Linked DNA regions of Homo sapiens: region 1 is linked to region 2. A link is an interaction called in ENCODE POLR2A ChIA-PET data of the cell type or tissue named here. Cell type or tissue: GM12878. All regions are shown on one strand. Each heading gives the region's core, and the rest is flanking DNA. Links, peaks and the distances in the headings are about the cores only.

Region 1 (8,541 bases), core at 2,423-7,422, 58 kb after region 2:
GGTTCTCACCTGTAAGTGGGGGTAAAATGTCCCCTCCAAGGGTTCCTGTAGGGGCCGAAGTGGCTCAGGCACCTGGCACGCCTGTTGCAGCCCAGCTCTGTGCTAGCACCTCCCAATGCCTGTTGAATCCACCATTGCCTTCTGGGACGTGTCTCCATACTTCCACGAGAATACGTCTAGGGCACAGCCTGGGGTTCTGCATTTGAGTTCTCACCTCCGTCCCAGGTGAGCCCAAAGGTGCTGGTCTCTAGTCCACATTTGAGAGGCAAGGCTTTAATATCCACCACACACATTTATTTTGCAGATTGGCAAAAGCTTAGATTAACTAGCCAGCCCAATGTCACTTGGCTAAGTGGTAGAGGGGAGGTGCTGTGTCTGTCAGACTCTAGTCTGGAATTGGAGGTGGGATACCTAGGTTCAAGTCCTGGATATGAAACTTCCCTGTCACATCCCTTCTCTGAGCCCAACACTTAATCCGAAAGTCATGGTGACGTGGGAGGCCAGGTAAAGTAGGAGATGTCTAGCTAGATTGGAATTTCAAATAATGAGGAATTTTACAGCATAACCGTGTCCTGTCCAATATTTGGGACATATGCTAAAACAGATATTCACTGTTTCTCTGAAATTCCAGTATAGCTGGGCATCCTGCTTTTTATTTGCTAAATGTGCAACCCTAGGTTGTGAGACCTCTCTGACCCACGCGTGGCCTCCTCCAGGAAGTCTTCCTGAGCGCCAGCCTGGGCTGGGCATCCTCCTCTGTGTGTCTGATGCTGCTCTGACCTCATGAAGCTCTAATTGCTGGGGCCTGTCCCCACCTTGATGTGGGAGCTCTTCGGAGGCAAGGACCATGCCAAGTTGCATATCTGTGTGTTCCTGAGTCCAGTGGTTCATTAAAAGCTTTTCCCTGAGAGTATCCTTAATGCCCCGGAGGTAATTCTCTTTTCACAACCTTTCTACTGCCTGAGGCTCTTGAGGACTAATTCCAGTTAAAAGCAGAGGGAAGGATGTGGTAGGAATAGCACCGCATGGAGCTGGACTCTGTGCCCCCCGTGCAGCAGGCAGGACCCTCCCTCTGTGTCACCTCCATGACTCAGGGCTCAGACAGGAAGCCCTCATCCTCGTCCTCCACGGGTCTCATGTTTGTCAAGGCCAGGGGTATCAGGCGTAGTAGGCAGGGGCCCATGCCTGCTCCCATCTGGGAGACCCTGCTTCAGGCCCCTCTCATGGCCCCTTTTGTTCCCCACAGCTCACTGTACAACTTGTTGGTTCAAGGTTAGAAAATGCAGTTTTGTGTTGAGGGGGACCATCACAGAAGACAAAGGGTCCAGGATGAAGGCTACCCATCAGCTTGCAGGGCTGGGACGAATGTGAGAAGCAACTGATGCTTGTACAGTAGAGAGTAAGCATGTAGGGCCAGTCCCCAGACCTTGCCTCCCCTCAGCCTTGACATGTGATCTCCATTTCTGGTGGCTACCCCTGCTAGTGGTCTGGCTTCACCATCTTAGCCCTGCCCAGGCTAAGACCCTCTTCCATCAGAACCTGCAGCTGGGATGCTGGGAGCAACAGTCAGGGCAGAGCTGCCCATCCTCCCATTCAGGGAGCCCTCAGGAAGTACTTGGGACCCCCCGACCCTTTATAGATTCAGCCTGCCTCATCCCCTCCATGGACCAACACGCCCTTCTCCTCAGCAGTGGGCTGGGGGACCAGGCTCCTGAACTGCTTGTGGCTGTTCCAGCAGTGGGGAGATGGAGGGTCACACAGTCCTGAGTCTATGGCTTTGACAGCAACGGGTCCTGACTGCAGCTGTATTCGTGAAGCGAAGTACCTAATACAATCACCGAAATGTACAAATTGGACCCCTATAGGTTCAAGGATTCTTGGTGTAGGAGGTATGGCCCCCGCCCCGGGAACCAGGACCTCAGCTTTTAGAAGCAAAATGCATGAATGCAGTGATGGTTAGGCCAAGTGCCAAGGGAGACAGCCAACCCCTGCTATCATGGCCAGAGGAGGGAGAGACCACTCAGGCCTGGGTGGTGGTAGAAATCCTCACTGCCAAGGAGATTGTATGCGCAGGCGTTGGGAAGGCCCGGAGAAGCCTGAGAGACAGGCTTGGCTTGGTTATAGCAGAGCTGGGTGGAGGGAGCAGATTAGTTGGCTTAGCACAGGCTTCCTGCAGGGTGGTGGTTCTTGGCCAGATTTGCCCCAGTGGGGCTTTTGGGAAAGTATAGAAATATTGTTGTTTTTTTTTTTTTGAGACAGAGTCTTGCTCCGTTGCCCAGGCTGGAGTGCAGTGGTGTGTTCTTGGCTCACTACAACCTCCATCCACCTCCCGGGTTCAAGTGATTCTCCTGCCTCAGCCTGCCAAGTAGTTGGGACTACAGGCATGTGCCACCACACCCAGCTAATCTTTGTATTTTTAGGAGATGGGGTTTCACCATGTTGGCCAGGCTGGTCATGAACTCCTAACCTCAAGTGATCTGCCCGCCTCAGCCTCCCAAAGTGCTGGGATTACAGGTGTGAGCCACTGTGCCAGCCAAGAAACATTTTAGGTTATCATATCTGGGCAATGGATGCTACTGGCTTTAGGTGGGAAGAGGCCGGGGATACTGTTAAAATCATGCAATGTACAAGGCAGCCCCCACAAGAGAGTTCTGTGGTTGAAAATGTCCGTAGTGTTGAGGTTGAGGACTCTGCTGTGGGGCAACAGTAGGAGAAGGGGTGCTAATAGTCAGGTGGTGGACAGCAGGGAATTACAGGTACATCAGTTAGGAGTGTATACAGCTGCAAGTAAGAGACCACCAGATGGCAGGAACAGTGGGAACAGAATGGTTTATCTTTTTCATGTGTCAAGATAAGTGGTGCTAAAGTCAGGCATGGTGGCCCTCACTTATAATCCCAGCAATTCAGGAGGCTGAAGAGTGAGGATCACTTGAGGCCAGGAGTTCAAGACCAGCCTGGGCAACACAGTGAAATGCCATCTCTAAAAATAAAAATTAAAAAAATTAGCCAGGGGCTGGGTGCAGTGGCTCACGCCTGTAATCCCAGCACTTTGGGAGGCTAAGGCGGGTGGATCACCTGAGGTCAGGAGTTCGAGACCAGCCTGGCCAACATGGTGAAACCCTGTCTCTACTAAAAATATAAAATTAGCTGGGCATGGTGGCACACCTGTAATTCTACTTACTCGGGAGGCTGAGGCAAGGGAATCACTTAGAACTGGGGAGGCGTAAGTTGCAGTGAGCTGAGTCACGCCATTGCACTCCAGCCTGGGCGACAGATCAAGACCCTGTCAAGGAAAGGAAAGGAGAGGGGAGGGGAGGGGAGGGGGGAGGGGGGAGGGGGGAGGAGAAGGAGGGAGGGGGAAGATTAGCTAGGCATGGTGATGAGCACCTGTAGTCCCTCCTAGCTACTCCGAAGGCTACGGTGGGAGAACTGCTTGAGCCTGGGAGGTCAAGGCTGCAGTTAGTGATGATCGTGTCACTGCACTCCAGCCTGGGTGAAAAAGTGAGACCCTGTCTCAAAAAGAAAAAAGACAGATAGGAAGAAAGAAAGAAGAAAAGAAAGAAAAAGAGAGAGAGAGAGAGAGGGAGGGAGGGAGGGAAAGGAAAGGAAGGAAGGAAATGCATCTGATTTTTGTGTATTGATTTTGTATCCTATAATTTTGCCAAGTTCATTTATTAGTTCTAGTAATTTTTTTTATTAAAAAAAATTTTCAAGATAGGGTCTCACCCTGTTGTCTAGGCTGGAGTGCAGTGGCACGGTTATAGCTCACTGCAGTCTCCATTGCCAGGACTCAAACAGTCCTCCTGCCTCAGCCTCCTGAATAGCTGGGACTACAGGCATGCCAGCATGCCTGGCTAATTATTTTATTTTTTGTAGAGATGGGGTCTCACGTTGTTGCCCAGGCTGGTCTTAAACTCCTGGGCTCAAGTGATTGTCCTGCCTCAGTCTCCCAAAGTGCTGGGATTATAGGCATGCTCCACCACACTCAGACAAGTTATAATACATTTTCAGTGGCGTATTTACTGTTTTAGAATATAAAATCTATCTGCAAATAGAGATAAGTTTAATTTTTTTCTAATTTGGACACTCTTTTCCTTCCTCCCTCCCCTTCCCCTTTCCCTTCCCCTTCCCTTTTCCCTCCCTCCCTCTCTCCCTCTCTTTCTCTCTCTCTCTTTCTCTCTTTTCTCTTTTCTTTTCATTTCATTTTTGCCAAATTGCTCTGGTTAGAACTTTTAACACTATGTTGAATAGAAGTGGTGACAGTATCTCATTCCTAGACACTTTTCGAAAGAAGACATACATGCAACCAACAAACATTTGAAAAAAAACTCAATATCACTGATCATTAAAGAAACAGAAATCAAAACCACAATGAGATACCATCTCACATCAGCCAGAATGGCTATTATTAAAAAGTAAAAAAAAGAAAAAATAACATGCTGGCAAGGTCATAGAGAAAAGGGAACACTTGTACAGTGTTGGTGGGAGTGTAAATTAGGTCAACCATTGTGGAAAGCAGCGTGGCAATTCCTCAGAGACCTAAAGGCAGAACTACCATTCGACCCAGCAATCCCATTACTGGGTATATACCCAAAGGAATGTAAGTTGTTCTGCCATAAGGACACATGCACACGTCTGTTCATTGCAGCACTATTCACAATAGTAAAGACATGGAATCAACCTAAATGCCCATCAATGACAGATTGGATAAAGAAAATGTACATATATGTCATGGAATACTATTCAGACATAAAAAAAGACATGTGATTATGTCCTTTGCAGGAACATGGATGGAGCTGGAGGCCATTATCCTTAGCAAACTAACGCAGGAACAGAAAACAAAATACCACATATTCTCACTTATATTCTCTCACTAAATGATGAGAACTCATAGGCACTAAGAGGGGAACGACAGATGCTGGAACCCAGTGGAGGGTGGGAGGAGGGAGAGGAGCAGGAAAAATAACTATTGGGTACTAGACTTAGTACCTGGGCGAGAAAATAATCTGTACAACAAACCCCCGTGACACAAGTTTACCTATATAACAAACCTGCATATGTACAACTTAATGTAAAATAAAAGTTAAAAAACAAGGCCAGGCATGGTAGCTCATGCCTGTAATCCCAGCCTTTTGGGAGGCCGAGGTGGGCGGATCACTTGAGGTCAGGAGTTTGAGACCAGCCTGCCCAACTTGGTGAAACCCTGTCTCTACCAAAAAAGGAAAAAAAAAAAAAAAGCCAGGTGTGGTGGTCCATGCCTGTAATCCCAGCTACTCAGGAGGCTGAGGCAGGAGAATTGCTTGAACTTGGGAGGCAGAGTTTGCAGTAGGCTGAGATCGCTCCACTGCACTCCAGTTTGGGTGACAAAGCGAGACTCTGTCTCAAAAAAACAAAAAACAAAGTTAAAAAACAAAACATCGGACACCACACACCACATGGCAGGATCCAGGATCCAATCAGATCAAGCTCTGGCATCACCCCACGGCAGGATCCAGTCAGATATTACCTTCCAGCATCACCTCATTGTGAGATCCAATTAGATCATGCCTCATTATTACCCTGTGCTTATAAAACCCAACCCAACCCCTAGCTCAGGAAAAGAGATTGAGCATTCCCTCCTTCCTTGCCAGTTGACTTTAAATAAAGCTTTTCTTATCTCAAAATATAAAAAAGAAAGTATCTCCCCTGGGCATGGTGGGCTCGTGCCGGTAATCCCAGCACTCTGAGAGGCAGAAGTGGGCAGATCAACTGAGGTCAGGAGTTCAAGACCAGCCTGGCCAACATAGCAAAACCCTGTCTCTACTAAAAATACAAAAATTAGCCAGGTGTGGTGCCTGGCTAATTTCCACGCCCGGCTAATTTTTGCATTTTTAGTAGAGACGGGGTTTTGCCATGTTGGTTAGGCTGGCCTTGAACTTCTGACCTTGTGATCCACCCACCTCAGCTTCCCAAAGTGCTAGCATTACAGGCATGAGCCACCACCCCCAGCCCTCTTCTGCCTGATCTTAGAGGAAAAACCTTCAGTCTTTCATCATTAAAAAAAAAAATTATTTTTCGAGACAGAGTCTTCCTCTGTTTTCCAGGCTGGAGTGCAGTGATGTAATCGTGGTTCACAGCAGCCTCAAACTCCTGGGCTCAAGTGATCCTCCTGTCTGAGCCTCCTGAGTAACTAGGACTACAGGCATGCACCACTACACCAAGATTTTTTTTGGTAGGGTCTTGCTTTGACCTTCCTTTGACCTTGCTTTGACCCTTGATTTGACCTTGCTTTGACAGTGTCTTGTAATGTTGCCCAGGCTTCTCTTGAACTCCTGGGCTCCAGTGATTCTACCACATTGGCCTCCCAAAGCAGTGGGATTATGAGCATGAATCATTGAGCCTGCCAGCCTTCTGTCACTGAGGATGATATAAACTGTGGGGTTTTTTGGTTGTTTTTGTTTTTGAGACGAAATCTCACTCTGTCGCCCAGGCTGGAGTGCAATGGCACAATCTCAGCTGACTGCAACCTCTGCCTCCTGAGTTCAAGTGATTCTCCTGTCTCAGCCTCCCGAGTAGATGGGATTACAGGCGTGTGCAACCACGCCTGGCTAATTTTTTGTATTTTTAGTAGAGATGGGGTATCACCATGTTGGCCAGGCTGGTCTCTTAACTCCTGACCTCAAGTGATCTACCCGCCTCAGCCTCCCAAAGTGCTGAGATTACAGGCATGAGCCACCACACCTGGACATTTTTTTTCATACATGGCCTTTATCATGTTGAGAGAGTTACCTGTATTCCTTGTTTTCTGAGTGGTTTTATTATGAAAGGATGTCGGATATTGTCAGATGTCTTTTCTGCATCGGTTGAGAGAATCATGTGATTTTTTCCCTTCATCCTGTTAATCTGGTATAGTTCATTAATTGATTTCCATATGTTGAACCATCCTTATATTCCAGGAATAAAGTCTACCTGGTCATGATGTATACTCTTTTTTTGTTTTGTTTTTTTTTGGAGAGGGAGTCTTGCTCTGTGGCCCAGGCTGGAGTCCAGTTGCATGATCTCAGCTCATTGCAACCTCTGCCTCCCAGGTCCAAGTGATTCTTCTGCCTCAGCCTCCTAAGTAGCTGGGACTACAGGCATGTACCACCACAGCCGGCTAGTTTTTGTATTTTTAGTAGAGACGAGGTTTCACCATGTTGGCCAGGCTGGTCTCGAACTCCTGACCTCAAGTGATCTGCCTGCCTCGGCCTCCCAAAGTACTGGGATTACAGGCTTGAGCCACTGCGCCTGGCCAATGTGTATAATCTTTTTAATACGATGTTCAGCTTGGTTCGCTAGTACTTTTACTCAGTATTCATGTATATTTTATTCAATATTTATGAGATCTGTAGTTTTCTTGTAGTGCCTTTGGTTTTGATATCAGTATACCATAGGATCAGGATACTATGAACATGCCCTCATAGAATAAGTTAGGAAGTGTTCTTTCCTCTTCAATTTAGGGAAGAATTTGAGGAGGATTGATATTATTTCTTTTTCTTTTTCTTTTTCTTTCTTTTTTTTTTTTGAGATGGAGTTTTGCTCTTGTTGCCCAGGCTGGAGTGCAATAGCGTGATCTTGGCTCACAGCAACCTCTGCCAACTGGGTTCAAGCGATTCTCCTGCCCCAGCTTCCTGAGTAGCTGGGATTACAGACATGTGCCACCATGCCCAGCTAATTTTGTATTTTTAGTAGAGACGGGGTTTCTCCATGTTGGTCAGGCTGGTCTCAAATTCCGACCTCAGGTGATCCGCCTGCCTCAGCCTCCTAAAGTGCTGGGATTACAGGCGTTGAGCCACCATGCCCAGCTGATATTAATTCTGCTTTAAATGTTTGCTAGAATTCGCCAGTGAAGCCATCTGATCCTGGGCTTTTCTTTTGGGGGAGTTTAAAAATTACTGATTCAATTTCCTTACTAGTTATATGTCTATTTAGATTTTCTGCTTCTTCATGAATCAGTTTTGGTATGCAATGTCTAGCAATTTGTCCATTTCTTCTAGATTATCGTTTGTTATACAGTCATTTATAGTATTATATTGTATTTTTTATTTCTGTAAAATTGTAAAGTTCCCACTTTCATTTGTGATTTTGGTAATATGAGTCTTCTCTTTTTCTTAGTCACCTTACCTAAAGGTTTGTCAATTTTGTTGATTTTTTTCTTTTAAAATTTATTTTTCTGTATTATTTTATTTGTATTATAGATTGCTCCTTCAGAATATTTTTTTCAAGAAATCAACTTTTTGTTTCATAGCTGTTCTCTATAGTTTTCTATTCCCTATTTCACTTATCTCAGTTGTAGTCTTTATTATTTTTAAAAATTCTAGCTTTGAGTTTAGTTTTTCTTTTTCTAGCTCCTTAAGGTGTGCAGTTAGAAAATTTCAAATCTTTCTTCTTCTCTTCTCCTCCCCCTCCTCCTTCTTCCTCCTCGCCCTTCCTCCTCCTCCCCCTCCTCCTGTTGGGGTGATCAGACCCAACACCAGGTCGTGGGGGTGACAAAGTCCGGTGGAGTCAAAGGATTGAGACAAA
Region 2 (8,541 bases), core at 1,539-6,538:
GGATTCCTTCCTGTGGGTGTGAGGCAGGACTCCTGAAGTGGGTGTCTTGTGACCTACAATCAGACAAGGTAGGTCAGAGAATTTCTTTATTGCCGGCTCCAAGACAGAACAGTGGAGGAATATTAGAGTATATTTTTAGTTTCTATGGCCTCCCTTGGGGAGAAAAAGCAGCAGGTGAAAGGAGTGCCACAGGCCTGTTTCTGGGGCCTAAAGCACCCCAACATTGTAACAAAAGACTTCCACCTTTATCACTCTGAAGCTGTTTGGAAGCTACTTCAGGAACCAAGGAGAAATACTTTAACAAAATACATGCTTATTTTAGTTACTTAGGAAATAACAAGAACTATGGAACCAGGAATCATGGACAAAAACCCATATACGATAATAATATCACATTCCAGAATAGGCAAATCTATACAGAGAGAAAGTAGATTAGTGGTTGCCTGGGGCTGGGGCAGAGAAATGAGGGAAGGATGAGGAGTAACTCAATGGACATAGGGCTTTCTTTTTGGGAGGAGAGGATGAAAATGCTCTAAAACTAGATTGTGCTGATGGTGTCACAACCCTCTAATATACTGAAAAACATTCACCTTACAATTTAAATGAGTGAATTGTATGGTATGTGAATTATGTCTCAATAAAGTTATTTTTTTAATGTGTAAGAAAAAATGTAACTGAACTTATCACTGTACACAAAAATGATACAAGTTGTAATCCATTAATTTCAAGATGCAAAAATAAACACATACATTTGGGAAAAATAAGTTGTACAAAGAAAAAAAGTAAAAACCAAAGGAAAATTAGTTTTTAGGTGTTAAACGCCCTGCCCTTAGGAAACGATATACTTAAATAGGGTTCTGTCTGAAATATGAAGCCTTCGAGGTCTATGCCTCGAATTTCCCCAGTTGGGTAGGAGGTACCCTATCCCAGGGCACAAAGAATGAGGGAAATAAACCAACTACTGACGCCTATCAATATGACATTGGCTAGGTAGGGGGGTGATTAAAAAGGCAAGACCTAGCAAAAACAGTCTGCTGTTTCTCAGTAAATAAGTCTTTGAGGGAAAAAAACCCACACATCATTACATGATCCTTAAACCCTATGAGTGTTAGCTGGCAACCATTTTAAAGGACAACTCATCCACTTTCTTTTTTTCAGTTTCAGACTCAATTCTTCTGATGAATCATGAACACATTTGCTACAGACCTATGGCTGTTGTCTCATGCCTGCAATTATTTTTGTTTTAGTAGTAATACAAAGAACTCATGTACAGAGTACAGATATCAATTCTCCCTTATTGGCTGAGAATCTCAAAGAATTTATTATCTTTCACTAGTGACACCTCATTACATATAAGCTGAGGGAAGTAGTGAGGATTACTTTTAAACTGTAAAGTTTTTTTTCATTGCTAGATGGAAACAATTGTTGAGCCTGCAGGTACAGAGACCGTGTGACACCAAGTCACTGTGTGAGCTTTCCTGGGCCAACAGAGACCACGTGACACCAAGTCACTGTGTGAGCTTTCCTGGGCCATAAAGTGGAGACAGTAATTACTCCTAACCCCCTCATAATGTCTTTTTGTAATTGTAACACAAATATGAAAGCACTTTGAAAACTTGAAGGTATATCTATGACTAAAGAAATGGTTGGGTATGGTGGTTCATGCCTGTAATCCCAGCACTTTGGGAGGTCGAGGTGGGTGGATCACCTGAGATCAGGAGTTTGAGACCAGCCTGGCCAACATGCTGAAACCCCGCCTCTACTAAAACTACAAAAAAATTAGCTGTGCATTGTGGCGGGTGCCTGTAGTCCAGCTACTTGGGAGGCTGAGGCAGGAGAATTGCTTGAACCCGGGAGGTGGTTACTGTGAGCCGAGATCGCGCCACTGCACTCCAGCCTGGACGACAGAGTGAGACTCCAGAGCTCCGAAAGGAGTCTCGCTCTGTCGTCCAGGATGGAGTGCAGTGGCGCGATCTCGGCTCACATATATACATATATATATACGTATATATATATGTGTATATATATACACGTATATGTGTATATATACACATATATACGTATATATGCATATATATACACATATATATATGCATATACACATATACGTGTATATATATACACATATACACTTATATACGTATATATGTGTATATATACATAAACATGTGTGTATATATATACATATACATATGTGTATATATACGTATATACGTATATATATGTGTATATATACATAAACATGTGTATATATATATACATATATATATGTAGCCTAGGAAAAAAGGCAAACTAGTGATATAAAAAGTTCAAGTTTCCAAGATATTTAAACCTAAACATTAGCTAATTTGGAGTGGCGGTCAACTGGTAACTTCCAAAACATTAGTAGGCTGTCTCCATCATTTAGCACAGAAGCCTATTTAGCTCACCAATCATGGGTGGTCACCACTGGTAGGGACTGACACCTCCCTGATCAGATCCCTGAGTACGCTTCAGTATATAGGTCTGAAGACTGTTCTGCCCTTTCCCTGAGACGTGGCCCCACAGCATCTGAGATGCCCATGACTGATGTGGTATAAACAGGTTGACTGGGGAGGGTGTAGATAAATAGGCACTTTTAAAAGGTATTGATAGAGTGTAAATTATTAAATCTTTATGGAAAGCAGGACAATTTTTCAACATCTCATTAAAGCATATATAAAACGTGTTTCCTGCTAAATATAGCTAAAAACATGAGGCGTTACATTTAAGACAAAACAAGACTGTGAAAGGTGGAGAGAAGGAAGCAGACTGGCTAGGAACCAGAGGACCCAAAGAAAGAGCATTGAGGTTTTTTTTTTTTTTCTTTCTGTCAGGGTCTTGCTCTGTTGCCCAGGCTGGAGTGCAGTGGTGTGATCTCGGCTCACTGCAGCCTGGACCTCCCAGGCTCAAGTGATTCTCCCACCTCAGTCCCCCAAGTAGCTGAGACTACTACAGGCGCACATCACCATGCCTGGCTAATTTTTGTATTTTTTATAGAGACAGTTTTGCCATGTTGGCCAGGGTGGCCTCGAACTCCTGACCTCAAGTGTCAGACTCCCAAAGTGCTAGGATTACAGGTATGAGCCACCACACCCAGCCGAGCACTGAGTTCTTGATTTTCTTTATGCTTCATGTGTTTCAGACCTGGGTACTCGAGAAGCCTACAACCCAGAAATGCCAACAGGTGTAGACAAAGAAAACTACAAACAGAAACCTGTTCTCTCTAGCCAAAGGACCAGGAAAAGAGCAGCAAGATGGAAAACTTTTAAAGTTTTAAACAACAATTGCTCTACTGCGGCCAAATTCCACAGGAAATATCCTCACTCCACTCAGCTGGTGTCAGAATAGGGACCAGGGACTTTCATCCCCACCTGGTGAATAATGAGCCCTTCCAACTCACTCCCTGATAAGATAGTGGAGACCAGGTAGGGAGTCTGGATTTCAATCCCATCCAGCAGTAATGAAGCAGCACCCCTCCCTTCCCAGGCAGGGTGATGTCACCAAGGCCTAATGGGGAACTCTTACAGTCATACAGCAATAACAAGGAATCCCTCCCCCCAGACACCGCACCAGCAACAGTGAGGAAGCAGCCCCTCCCTGCCCCAGCAGAGGAAGCCTGCATTGCTTAGAGATTTAAACAAGATCAAGAGTCCATAACATAACACCCAGAATGTCCAGGTTGCAAGTCAAAGATCACTCTTTACACCAAGGGCCAGGATAATCTTGTCCGGGCATGGTGGCTCATACCTGTAATCCCAGCACTTTGGGAGGCTGAGGTAGGTGTTATCACTTGAGGTCAGGAATTCAAGACCAGCCTGGCCAACATGGTGAAGCCCTATCTTTACAAAAATACAAAAATTAGCCTGGCATGGTGGCACATGCCTGTAATCCCAGCTACTTGGGAGGCTGAGGCAGGAGAATCGCTTGAACCCAGGAGGTTGCAGTGAGCTGAGATCGCGCCACTGCACTCCAGCCTGGGCGACAGAGCGAGACTTCATCTCAAAAAAAAAAAAAAAAAAAAGAACCAAAAGAACCGGGATAATTTCAAACAAAAAAAGACAATCTATAGACACCAATACCAAGATGACGTAGACTTACAATTATCTGACAAAGATTCTAAAAGAGGCATCCTCAAAATGCTTCCACGAGCAACTATGAACATGCTTGAAACAAATGAAAAATAAAGTTTCAGCAAAGAGAAGATGTAGAGAACAAAACAGACATTTCAGAACTGAAAAATGCACTAAGCAAAAGAAAAAAGCTTTAGCATGGGTTAAAGGGCAGAATAAAGACAGAGGAAATCAGTGAACTTGAAGACAGAACAAGGCCTCAGGGAAATAACAAAAGATCTAATATTAATGTCATTGGAGTCCCTGATGAAGGCAGAAGGAGGGGCTGGAAAAGCATTCAAAGAAATAATGGCTACAAATCTCCCAAATCTGGCAAAAGGCATAAAGAACCCCGTGAAGAATAAACCCAAATAAATGCACACCAAGACACATCATAAACAAATTCAGAAAACTCAATACAAAAAACAAACAAACAAAAAAAACAAAAAAAACCAAAACCTTGAAGGCAGCCAGAGAGAAATGGTGCATTATACACAAGAAAAAAAAAAAAAAAGGCCTGTAATCCCAGCACTTTGGGAGGCTGAGGTGAAAGGATAGCTTGCCTAGGGGTTTGAGACCAGCCTTGGCAACAGAGCAAGACCCTATATCTACAAAAAATAAAAATTTTAAAAAGACAGCTAGGCCAGGTGCCGTGGCTCATGCCTGTAATCCCAGCACTTTGGGAGGCCGAGGCGAGCGGATGGCCCGAGTTTGGGAGTTTCAGACCAGCCTGACCAACATGGAGAAACCCCGTCTCAACTAAAAATACAAAATTAGCTGGGAGTGGCAGCACATACCTGTAATCCCAGCTACTCGGGAGGCTGAGGCAGGAGAATCACTTGAACCTGAGAGGTGGAGGTTGCAGTGAGCTGAGATCACGCCATGGCACTCCAGCCTGTGCAACAACAGCAAAATGCCATCTTCAAAAAAAAAAAAAAAAAAAAGCCAGGTGGCTGGGCCCAGTGGCTCACACCTGTTATCCCAGCACTTTGGGAGGCCGATGTGGGCAGATGACTTGAGGTCAGGAGTTTGAGAACGGCCTGGCCAACATGGTGAAACCCCATCTCGACTAAAAATATAAAAATTATAGCCGGGCGTGGTGGCTCACGCCTGTAATCCCAGCACTTTGGGAGGCCGAGACGGGTGGATCACGAGGCCAGGAGATTGAGACCATCCTGGCTAACACGGTGAAACCCCATCTCTACTAAAAATACAAAAAATTAGCCAGGCATGGTGGTGGGCGCCTATAGTCCCAGCTACTCGGGAGACTGAGCAGAAGAATGGCGTGAACCTGGGTGGCAGAGCTTGCGGTGAGCCAAGATCGCATCACTGCACTCCAGCCTGGGTGACAGAGTGAGACTCCGTCTCAAAACAAACAAACAAACAAATAAACAAACAAACAAAACAGCCAGGTGTGGTGGCGGGTGCCTATAGTCCCAGTTACTCAGGAGGCCGAGGTGAGAGAATAACATGAATCTGGGAGGCAGAGGTTGCAGTGAGCCGAGATCACAACACTGCATTCCAGCCTGGGCGACAAAGTGAGACTGTCTCAAAAAACAAAAACAAAAACAAGCCAGGCGCAGTGGCTCATGCCTGTAATCCCAGCACTTTGGGAGGCAGAGGCAAGTGGATCACGAGGTCAGGAGATCGAGACCATCCTGGCTAACATGGTGAAACCCTGTCTCTACTAAAAATACAAAAAAATTACGTTGGTGGCACGTGCCTGTAGTCCCAGCTACTCAGGAGGCTGAGGCAGGAGAATTGCTTGAACCCAGGAGGCGGAGGTTGCAGTGAGCCGAGATCGCGCCACTGCACTCCAGCCTGGGCGACAGAGTGACACTCCGTCTCAAAAAAAAGAAAAGAAAAGAAAAGAAAAGAAAAAAAACAGCCAGGCGTGGTGGTACGTGCCTGCAGTCCCAGCTACTCAGGAGGCTGAAGTAGCAAGATTGCTTGAGCCTGGAAGTAGAGGCTGCAGTGAGCTGTGATAATGCCACTCTACTCCAGCCTGGGTGACAGAGTAAGACCCTGCCTCAAAAATAATAAATAAGTATAATGAAGAAAGGTGGCCAGGCGTGGTGGCTCACGCCTGTAATCCTAGCACTTTGGGAGGCCGAGGCGAGTGGATCATGAGATCAGGAGTTCAAGACCAGCCTGGCCAACATGGTGAAACCCCATCTCTACTAAAAATAAAAAAAATTAGCAGGGTGTGGTGGTGCATGCCTGTAGTCCCACCTACTCGGGGGTCTGAGGCAGGAGAATCGCTTGAACCCAGGATGCAGAGGTTGCAGTGAGCCGAGATCATGCCCATTGCACTCCAGCCTGGGCAACAGAGTAAGACTCCGTCACAAGAAAAAAAAAAGAAAGGCAAAAGAACTAGATTAGCTGAAACAATTTTGAAAAAGAAGTGAGAGAAATCAATCTATCCGATTTTGAGACTTCTTATGAGCTACAATAATAAAAACTCTCGGTATTGGTGATGGGATAGACACAAAGATCAATGGAATGCAACAGAGAATCAGAAACAGAGTCACACAAGTACAGCCAAGTGATTTCTGACGAAAGTGCAAAAGCAATTCAATGGAAGAAAAACAGTCTTCTCAAACAAACGGTGCTGGTTAGATATTCATAAGCAAAAACCCCCCACAAAAACCAAAAAACACTCAAACTTTAAACCACATACAGAAATTAACTCCAAATGGATATACCTAATGTAAATGACGAGTTAATGGGTGCAGCACACCAACATGGCACATGTATACATATGTAACAAACCTGCATGTTGTGCACATGTACCCCAGAACTTAAAGCATAATAATAAAAAAAAACATTAAAACTTTTAGAATATCTATTTGATCTTGAGTCTTTAGGACTCAAAAAAAGCTGGCCACAAGACTAAATTTATATCAATTACATTAAAATTAAAAACTGTTCATCAAAAAGTACCATAAAGTGAAAACATAAAAAAAAAAAGAAAAAAGAAATTAAGTCTAAATGAATCATAGATTTAAATGTAAAATTTAAAAATTTTATAAAAGTGGCCAGGCGCAGTGGCTCACGCCTGTAATCCTGGCACTTCAGGAAGCCAAGGTGGGAGGATTGCTTGACCCCAGGAGTTTGAGACCAGTCTGGGCAACATGGCAAAACCCGTCCCTACAAAAAATACAAAAATTAGGCCAGGCACGGTGGCTCACGCCTGTAATCCCAGCACTTTGGGAGGCCGAGGCGGGGGGGATCACGAGGTCAGGAGATCGAGACCATCCTGGGTAACACAGTGAAACCCCGTCTCTACTAAAAAATACAAAAAAAAAAAATTAGCCGGGCATGGTGGCGGGCACCTGTAGTCCCAGCTACTCAGGAGGCTGAGGTGGGAGAATGGCATGAACCCGGAAGGCGGAGGTTGCAGTGAGCTGAGATCGTGCCACTGCACTCCAGCACTCCAGCCTGGGCGACAGAGCGAGACTCCGTCTCAAAAAACCAAAAAACAAAAAATACAAAAATTAGCCAGGCATGGTGCAGACTCCGGTACTCTTAGCTACTCAGGAGGCTGAGGTGTGAGGATCACCGGATCACCTGAGCCCAGGAGGTTGAGGCTGCGGTGAGCTGTGATCATGCCACTGCACTCCAGCCTGGGGTGACAGAGTAAGACCGTGTCTCCAAAAAAAAAAAAAAAAAAATTTAGAAAAATACATATGATAAAATCTTCAGGAATTTGGGCTAGGCAAAGAGTTCTTCAACTCAACACCAAAAGCAATCTAACAAAAGATAAAATTGGTAAACCAGACCTCATCAAAATTATAAACTTTTGCTTTGCAAAAGACCCCGTTAAGAAGATGAAAAGGGGCTGAGCGCGGTGGCTCACGCCTGTAATCCCAGCACTTTGGGAGGCCAAGGGGGTGTCGATCACGAGGTCAGGAGATCCAGACCATCCTGGCTAACACAGTAAAAGCCCGTCTCTACTAAAAATACAAAAGAATTAGCCGGGCGTGGTGGCACGCGGCTGTAGTCCCAGCTACTTGGGAGGCTGAGAAAGGCTTGAACCGGGGAGGTGGAGGTTGCAGTGAGCCAAGATTGCACCACTGCACTCCAGCCTGGGCAACAGAGCAAGACTCCGTCTCAAACAAACAAACAAACAAAAAGATGAAAAGGGCTAGGAGCAGTGGCTCACGCCTGTAATCCCAGCACTCTGGGAGGCTGAGGTGGACAGATCGCGAGGTCAGGAGTTCGAGACCAGCCTGACCAACACGGTGAAACCCCGTCTCTACTAAAAATACAAAAATTAGCCAGGTGTGGTGGCAAGCGCCTGTAATCCCAGCTACTCAGGAGGCTGAGGCGGAAGAATCGCTTGAACCTGGGAGGCAGAGGTTGTAGAGATTACGCCACTGCACTCCAGCCTGGGGGACAGAACGAGACT

The links. Peaks named below come from ENCODE experiments on the same cell type or tissue, not always from the same donor. Only the 100,000 strongest peaks of a DNase experiment are listed, where the experiment ranks them.
Region 1: POLR2A ChIA-PET joins it to region 2 with 7 read pairs; 7 of 35 experiments call an interaction of 5 or more read pairs at or near these places.

The regions. Positions count from the first base shown.
Region 1 is chr7:44,553,255-44,561,795 of GRCh38, reverse strand. No RefSeq gene overlaps it. Among named protein-coding and RNA genes, the nearest start is that of NPC1L1, 16 kb to the right of the region's middle. RefSeq lists an enhancer at 1-439. In GM12878, for the core only: no CTCF peak of the experiment used is centred there; no DNase peak of the experiment used is centred there.
Region 2 is chr7:44,610,336-44,618,876 of GRCh38, reverse strand. The region is part of intron 1 of OGDH (oxoglutarate dehydrogenase); the gene reads right to left. Among named protein-coding and RNA genes, the nearest start is that of OGDH, 8.0 kb to the right of the region's middle. In GM12878, for the core only: no CTCF peak of the experiment used is centred there; no DNase peak of the experiment used is centred there; H3K27ac peaks cover 869 bases.